Linked DNA regions of Homo sapiens: all the other regions are linked to region 1. The links are chromatin loops, found by intact Hi-C in ENCODE. Cell type or tissue: CD4-positive, alpha-beta T cell. All regions are shown on one strand.

Evidence for each region. Peaks named below come from ENCODE experiments on the same cell type or tissue, not always from the same donor. Only the 100,000 strongest peaks of a DNase experiment are listed, where the experiment ranks them.
Region 2: a loop joins it to region 1, with 6 times the contacts of the local background. A loop is called at or near these places in 5 of 110 quality-filtered maps.
Region 3: a loop joins it to region 1, with 11 times the contacts of the local background. A loop is called at or near these places in 8 of 110 quality-filtered maps.

The regions. Positions count from the first base shown.
Region 1 is chr4:122,576,908-122,579,407 of GRCh38, reverse strand. No RefSeq gene overlaps it. Among named protein-coding and RNA genes, the nearest start is that of IL21-AS1, 41 kb to the left of the region's middle. In CD4-positive, alpha-beta T cell, CTCF peaks have their summits at 1,173, 1,379 and 2,396 (motif pointing right); DNase peaks (open chromatin) are centred at 797, 1,387 and 2,377; H3K4me3 peaks cover 1,091 bases; H3K27ac peaks cover 1,017 bases.
Region 2 is chr4:122,151,319-122,153,818 of GRCh38, reverse strand. BLTP1 (bridge-like lipid transfer protein family member 1) reads right to left here and starts at 1,488. Exons shown (of 88, transcript NM_001384125.1): 1 at 1,235-1,488. RefSeq lists silencers at 1,234-1,313, 1,384-1,573 and an enhancer at 1,396-2,197. In CD4-positive, alpha-beta T cell, no CTCF peak of the experiment used is centred here; DNase peaks (open chromatin) are centred at 898 and 1,518; H3K4me3 peaks cover 2,500 bases; H3K27ac peaks cover 1,897 bases.
Region 3 is chr4:121,821,887-121,824,386 of GRCh38, reverse strand. It overlaps CCNA2 (cyclin A2), which reads left to right and starts at 504. Exons shown (of 8, transcript NM_001237.5): 1 at 504-971; 2 at 1,741-1,984. The coding sequence starts at 759. It overlaps BBS7 (Bardet-Biedl syndrome 7), which reads left to right. Exons shown (of 19, transcript NM_176824.3): 19 at 1-58. RefSeq lists enhancers at 656-725, 916-965. In CD4-positive, alpha-beta T cell, CTCF peaks have their summits at 1,326 and 1,545; DNase peaks (open chromatin) are centred at 386 and 1,436; H3K4me3 peaks cover 1,815 bases; H3K27ac peaks cover 297 bases.

The sequences.
Region 1 (2,500 bases):
TTCCCCATTTCTACCAGACACATCCACCAGAATGTTCACATTCTGAGATAGAAAAGACTCTTGGCTCAAATCAATGAATTTCCAATGGTATAACTTAGGAGCCATGATAGACTGTGGGAGAGGCATTTTTGTCTAGACATTCAAATTTATATGTGTCTATATATAAATTTAAAGTTATAACTAAAAACTATTTGTGACCTTGGTACTATATTTAACAAATATGCCAGTCTGTTTTTGCGATGCTGATTTGGTAGCTTGTTTAATGGCACCACTGCATCAGGTGAGGCTGAAATACTTTGTTTCTTACAAGGCTTTGCACATGCCCATTTTACTTTTGAAATCTTGTTGCCATCAGCTTCTGTCCCCAGACAGCCAAGTTAAGCTGGTTGAGTTAGACCACAGTAGGTTAAGATTTTAGGCTTGCTTGAGGGAGCTCTGCCTCCCCCTCTCTAGGGGCTTTATGGCAGTTATCAGCCAGCAGTTGACAGTAACACAAATATCTACGAAGCATCTATAGCAGCATGGAGTCACCCATATGTTAAGGGAGAACTCAACAAAAACGTGATTTTCAGTGTTGTAAAATCTGCCCCGATTGACTGCCTAACTTCCTCCCCTTCATCCCGTTTTAAGAGAAATGAGGCTTTTTGTCTGATAAAGTTCTTTCTTTGCCCACATGAAAGAAGTGCGTATGTCTCTGTGGAGCAATTAATTGCAAGCTTGTTGAAGAACAGTTGTCTGTGGAGACAACCACAGCTTCGGTTTTCAGGCCACCAGCCCCTATGGCTGTCTTTCTTCCTACCATCTGTTTAAGCAGGAGCAGTAGTTTGTGCGAACTCCAACTTCAAGCATGTCATTTCCGAAACCACAACAAGTCTCTTAAGCTTCCTGAACAAAGTGCTCAGAGTGGAAAGCCCTGAAGTTCTCTTGGGCCTCCTAAAACCACAAAGCTAACTACTGAGCAAAGCCCCAGAGCATCCGAGCACAAAGTGCCTTCCTTGGAGCTCATCATAGAACATGAAAAAGTTATTGAGAGTATGATTAAGGAGGGGTGGGCAGTGTCTGCCCTCTCCGCTTAGATTAATAACACCATCTAGATAGTCTGCACCAGTGATGGTTTACAACCTTTACAAGCACAAGGACCTACTTGTAATATACAATTTTAAAATAATGGCATTATTAGTAGACTCTAATTAAGAAAGTCTGTAATAACTAGAAGCTAATGTGAATTCAGTAGTTCTTTTAAATAAATTTATATTTTACTAGTTATAATAATCTTCATATTAAATATTTTTGAAAAATATTGGTACATTTATTTGCACAAAACATTTTTTCACTACTGAAACGATCCCTCTAGAATCGAGATTCACGGACACTTTGCAGTAACTCCATGGCCCACTAGAGGTCTCACCAGAGGTTAGGGGAACTAACTAGGTGTAGTAACAGGTCTGCAAGCTCTCATGGAAGAGAATCAACTATACATTTGGATAGTTTCAATGCAATTGAATGCAATATTTCAATTTTCAATAGCAATATTTATTTATGGATCTAGGATTTCTGGAATTCCTCTTGTCATATAATGCCAAGAACTGTGTATCTCTGAAGATCAGTTAAGTTTTCTTGCTCCAGGCAATGGAAACTATATAATTCCCTGCATTTCCAGTTTGCATTAGCCATAATTTAGAACTAAATGCAATGCTTAGTTGTGGTAATCACCTTGTGCCAAAGTCCCTGTACTGTTTCTGCTCCTTCCTCAAGATTGTTTCTAGTTTGCCATCTTTATTTTTCTAATGTCCATTTGACTGTGATATTCATTGTAGCTCTCCTTGTCTCATTGAAAATAGATGGACATAAATTATAAACAAACACCCTCTTTAAAAGGCCCTCGTCTGTCTGTGAGTCCCCAGGGTAGCTAAAAAGGGTAGAATGCCCTGCATTTCTGGGCCACTAAGCTATTCTGCCAACATCTCCTCTGCTAAATGCATACTATGGACCATGTCATCCAATTTCCTAGGCCACATTTCTCTGAGATGATGGGGAGTACAGGGTAGGTACAGTGGTGGCTGAGCAATGTGACTCAGTATCACAACACCCACCCTACACAGGCCTGCAAAACAAAGCAAAGCAAAACCTCGTCAATTCTAAGAAATGTAAGAGACCTAACCAATGTCCATGGGCAGCAAAAGCTGCTCCTGCAGGTGCCAGGGGCTCTCCCCAACATTCTCATGCCAAACTCTCCTGATTACTGCTCCAGGAAACAAAAACTTTCCTTCTTTTCTATTTTATTTTTTAATCTGAACTGTTGCCTCTTTCTTGTTCCAGCCTGTCTCCTTTACTCTCAATCTACCTAATTTCTCCAAAGGACTAATGCCATTTTACCACTGGGGGGCAATGCAGATAAAGAAATGACGAATTAACAGGCTTGATGCTCTAGGCCACAAAGTTTTAGTTGTAAAATTATTCTGTATATTGTGCTTTAAAAACTTGTTTTTCTCCATGATGT
Region 2 (2,500 bases), 430 kb after region 1:
CTTCCAAAGACTCCAAAACCACTGTACTTAAGAGCATGAGTTTGGTAATCAAAGGTCCTAGAGATCAAATCCTATGTTTAAAACATAACTCAAAATGCACATTGAGAAAGTTTCTCTCAAACTGTTGGGTCCTTGCCGGCAAGAACAGTGCCATAATGTCCTTCCTGGCATACTTTTTATCAAATGAAAATCTTGCAAAATCACAGGGTGCTTGGGAGTTGGTATGGCATACTGACTAAGGGACTGCAAACGAGTCAGATTACCTGGTTTCAGTCACAGCTCTGACTTTGAACATGTTACTTTGTAGGTCTATTCTGTTCTTTCATCTAGAAAATGGGAATAGTAGACTTTACATTATAGGATTGTTTTGATGATTAAATGTGATAATATATGCACATAATTATATGTACCACTCAATAGTTACAAAGTATTCTGGTTATTCATCTATTTTTATACTTTGTATATTTAACTTGGAATAAAACAACTTCATTGCTATGCACAGGGTGAAAGCAGAAACCACTAAACCGGTTGAAACTTACAGGCGCTTAGACAGTTATAAAGCCCATGATTTCCTTAAAAAGGAAATTCACATGAACTTTTACCTTTAACAAACGTCAACACTAAGGCCAACAGGAAGGTAAAAAAAAAAAAAAAAAAAACGACAACAACTAATACTCTCCGGAAGAAAAATCAACTTCTCTTCACCTTCCTTTGACCAATAGGAAATTCTGCTGAAACGTAGTCTTCTAGAGTGCAGTGCAGCAAGCACCAATTCAGAATACAAAACACATCAATCCCAGAGAAGAAAGCGGGGGTTGTTCCAAGGCTTCCCCGCCCTCGGTCAACCGACCCTATATTAAGCAGCATGGGGTCTACTACAACCCAGTGCAGCTGGCAAGGCTGCAGTCCGAGCCTGCGGGTGCACGGTCCTTCCTGCCGAGTCCACACACCAGCAAGTGGAGCGCCTTACCATCACCCGCAGGAACTGCTCCTGTATCAAAGTCCCCAGCCATCCGACTGCCATGGCCCTTCCAGACTTTGCCACTGACCTCCAACCCTCGGTTTATAGGTGCCAGGGCTGTAGGTAAGGATGGCAAAGGAATATGAAGGAGTCGCCGCCGCAGGCAGCCACTACTAAGCCAAAGCTCTCAGACTCCGACCAGGTTGAGTTCCAGAGACACTGGAAAAAGGGGCTGACGACCTCAACCCCGTCTGGCCCGGCCCATCCCCTCACCTGGGCGAGTGCCGAGGCAGCCCGAAATCCCTCTGGCCTCTCTCCGGGGAACGCCGAGGGCCTTGGGCGGCGGCAGGGGCGGCGACGGCAGCAGCACCGAGCCGGATGCAGCCTGCGAAGCTCTGCCGGTGCCCACACCCTTTAGCCCCGCCGCCCGGGGCCGCCGCCCAGGTCCAGACCCTGGCCGCAGCCACCGACACCCAAGGGGGCGGAGGAGGAGGGGAGGGGTCCCAACCGAGGCCGGGCGGCACTGCGCCTGCGTCAGGCAGCAACGTCACACGCCAGCGTCGCCGGCGCCTCGAGGTGCGCCACTCAAGCCCTGCCCAGGAATCCGGCGGCGTCCCGCCCTGTTTCCTCCTCTCTGGGCTGCAGAAGGAGCCAGAACCCTGAATTTGAAAATCACTTTGCTACCCTAACAACCCAAAGGAAAAGTTAGTGCCTTCCTGATAGCAGGAGACAGATAAGCCCACTTAGGAGACGGAGGCTAACGAAAAAGGAGCATCGGATGGGTGTATGACGTGAAATGAGTCCTTAAGAAATAGAGATGCTGTTATGACATGATCAATAAGAGAGCTCGATTGTGTGAAGTGCTGCCACGCTGAATCTCTCAACTAAGTCTATTATTATGCTGATGATATTAATGAAAAGTAATTTGCTGCTCCTCTTTTTAAAGAGAAAGGCTCTTAATATTATTTAGCGGGTGAACCAAGGCAAACGACTTCTTGGAATTAGAGGAATGTCGCAGATATTTATTTGTCTGCGCTATATACTAGCAATAGTAAACAGTGTTTAGCAGGGCTTATTGACTAATCCTTCCAAAATCCTGTGAGGCTATTCTCATCCCCGTTTATCTCCATTTCACAAATTGAAAAACTAAGACACTGAGAGGTTAAATAACTTGCTAGAGAACCAGGGTTTGGACCCAAGAAATGTGGCTCCAAAGTATTACTGTATACTGCCTCTGAAGTTCCAAATGTCTAAATCTCTAGTTCTGACTTCTTTCCGGAGCTGAGGTACTTACTACAACCTTAATATTTCCACATGGCTGTTCCACTCTCACCTCAAAAGGAACAGATATGAAACCAAATTTAAGATAATGCCAGAAAACACACGAGGTACAACAATTAACTGTTATTGCATATAAGGAAATAGAGGCCCAGACAGAAGTGGTTTATGGAAGGACTGGATGAAAACCAAAAGGAGAAAAGCATGCACTGTCTTAGTTACTTCCTTCTGCTACCTGGACACTGGTACTGGCCTTATGTC
Region 3 (2,500 bases), 760 kb after region 1:
TAATTTATGCACATTATTTAATCCTAACAACCATATGACTGTAGTTATTAGTCCCTATTAACACATAAGAAAACGGAGAATCGGAGATACTGAAAAACGTGCCCCAGATTTTAGACCTTTGGAAAAAGTCACTTAAGCTAACTAGACGTCCCAGAGCTAAAGGCTGGGCAACCCAAATGATAGTCGCCAAAGTTTAATTCCGTTTAATTCCCTAAAAGGCTTAGAGTCAGCCTTCGGACAGCCTCGCTCACTAGGTGGCTCAGCTTAAAATAATCGGAAGCGTCGGGCCCTAAATCCTACCTCTCCCCGCCCCGCGCAGGCGTTTTCTCCCGCCCCAGCCAGTTTGTTTCTCCCTCCTGCCCCGCCCCTGCTCAGTTTCCTTTGGTTTACCCTTCACTCGCCTGCGACCCTGTCGCCTTGAATGACGTCAAGGCCGCGAGCGCTTTCATTGGTCCATTTCAATAGTCGCGGGATACTTGAACTGCAAGAACAGCCGCCGCTCCGGCGGGCTGCTCGCTGCATCTCTGGGCGTCTTTGGCTCGCCACGCTGGGCAGTGCCTGCCTGCGCCTTTCGCAACCTCCTCGGCCCTGCGTGGTCTCGAGCTGGGTGAGCGAGCGGGCGGGCTGGTAGGCTGGCCTGGGCTGCGACCGGCGGCTACGACTATTCTTTGGCCGGGTCGGTGCGAGTGGTCGGCTGGGCAGAGTGCACGCTGCTTGGCGCCGCAGGCTGATCCCGCCGTCCACTCCCGGGAGCAGTGATGTTGGGCAACTCTGCGCCGGGGCCTGCGACCCGCGAGGCGGGCTCGGCGCTGCTAGCATTGCAGCAGACGGCGCTCCAAGAGGACCAGGAGAATATCAACCCGGAAAAGGCAGCGCCCGTCCAACAACCGCGGACCCGGGCCGCGCTGGCGGTACTGAAGTCCGGGAACCCGCGGGGTCTAGCGCAGCAGCAGAGGCCGAAGACGAGACGGGTAAAGGGATGCGGGATATCTGCAGGAGGGTGGGTCGAGCAGGGTTTGGCATTGGCTTAGCAGGCAGAGAAGAGTGGCGAGAAGGCATGTCCTGGGCTTTTGGAAGGGGGCCAGGGTCTGGAGTGCAGTTGGTGCTGGTGTGTGGTTTGCCACAGTAGGAGTTCTCCCATATTAGCATCAGGACCCCGCCAACACTGTGTGTATGCTGCCGGTCTGCTCTCTATAGGGGGCATCTGCCTGTACATAATGGGGTCAAACCAAGCTCTAAAACGTGTAGTCTTCGCTCAGCTCCGCGCCTTTCTCTCCACTTTTAAACCCCAGGCACTGCTGTAGGACTCTGACCCCTATCCTCCTCACGCTTAAGAGATGACCTCTACTTTAGAAAAGCGTGTACAAAATACTTTGCTTTTGGCAAATTCCGCCATTTTAGCCGGATTTGCTCTGTTGCTCCACCCTCGGGCGACAGTGGTGAACCAACAATTTTTTTGCTGTCTTTCCTAAACTTGTCACGTATTGGCCTGTCACCCGACCCTTCTTGTGGCCCTGATAAGTTTTGCATAATTCCACCTAGTGTTATCTATTGATAGCCTTTGTGGGAATGCCTGTGACAAATGGGAACATCCCTTCTCTTTTGAATACTGAAACTCTTCTTTGTCCCAGAAAGTTTAATTCCTGATAGAGTATTTGGGAGAAAAAGCAAAGGCCAACACCCATAAGAGAAAGAATGCAAGACTAGTAGGCTCAAAGCCAGTTATTAATTTTTTTTTAGGTTGCACCCCTTAAGGATCTTCCTGTAAATGATGAGCATGTCACCGTTCCTCCTTGGAAAGCAAACAGTAAACAGCCTGCGTTCACCATTCATGTGGATGAAGCAGAAAAAGAAGCTCAGAAGAAGCCAGCTGAATCTCAAAAAATAGAGCGTGAAGATGCCCTGGCTTTTAATTCAGCCATTAGTTTACCTGGACCCAGAAAACCATTGGTCCCTCTTGATTATCCAATGGATGGTAGTTTTGGTAAGTTTTAAGGAAAATCTGTGTGGAATTACGGTAATTATAATTATTAGATGATATTAATGATTTGCATTTTAAGATGTCTTATGTAGTCATTTTGACTATAGTGAGTTAGGTTTAATGTAACAAGGCTTAGAAAGGATGTGACTTATCTCAGATCTCACAGCTAACACTTGACTTGGTGACATACAAAAAGATCCTTATCCAGTGCTCTTTCAGGTTCACTGCCAGTCACATCAATCTAATTATAATTAGATCTTAAATGCTTATTTTAATCTGATCCCATAAATGTGTTCTTGGTTGGGAGAATAGATTTCAGTTTTATTTAACTCACTTATATATCACTTAGTGCTATTTGAAGATGCAGTCTTAAATATTGTGATTACATAACGTCTCTTCCAGTTTTATAATTTTGTTTCTATAAAACCAGTCTGGATTAGCATCTGATACCAGAAAGTGACACTTTTCCTCCTACAAGTAAATAGTTGTACCATGGCTGTTTACTCTTACCCATGTATT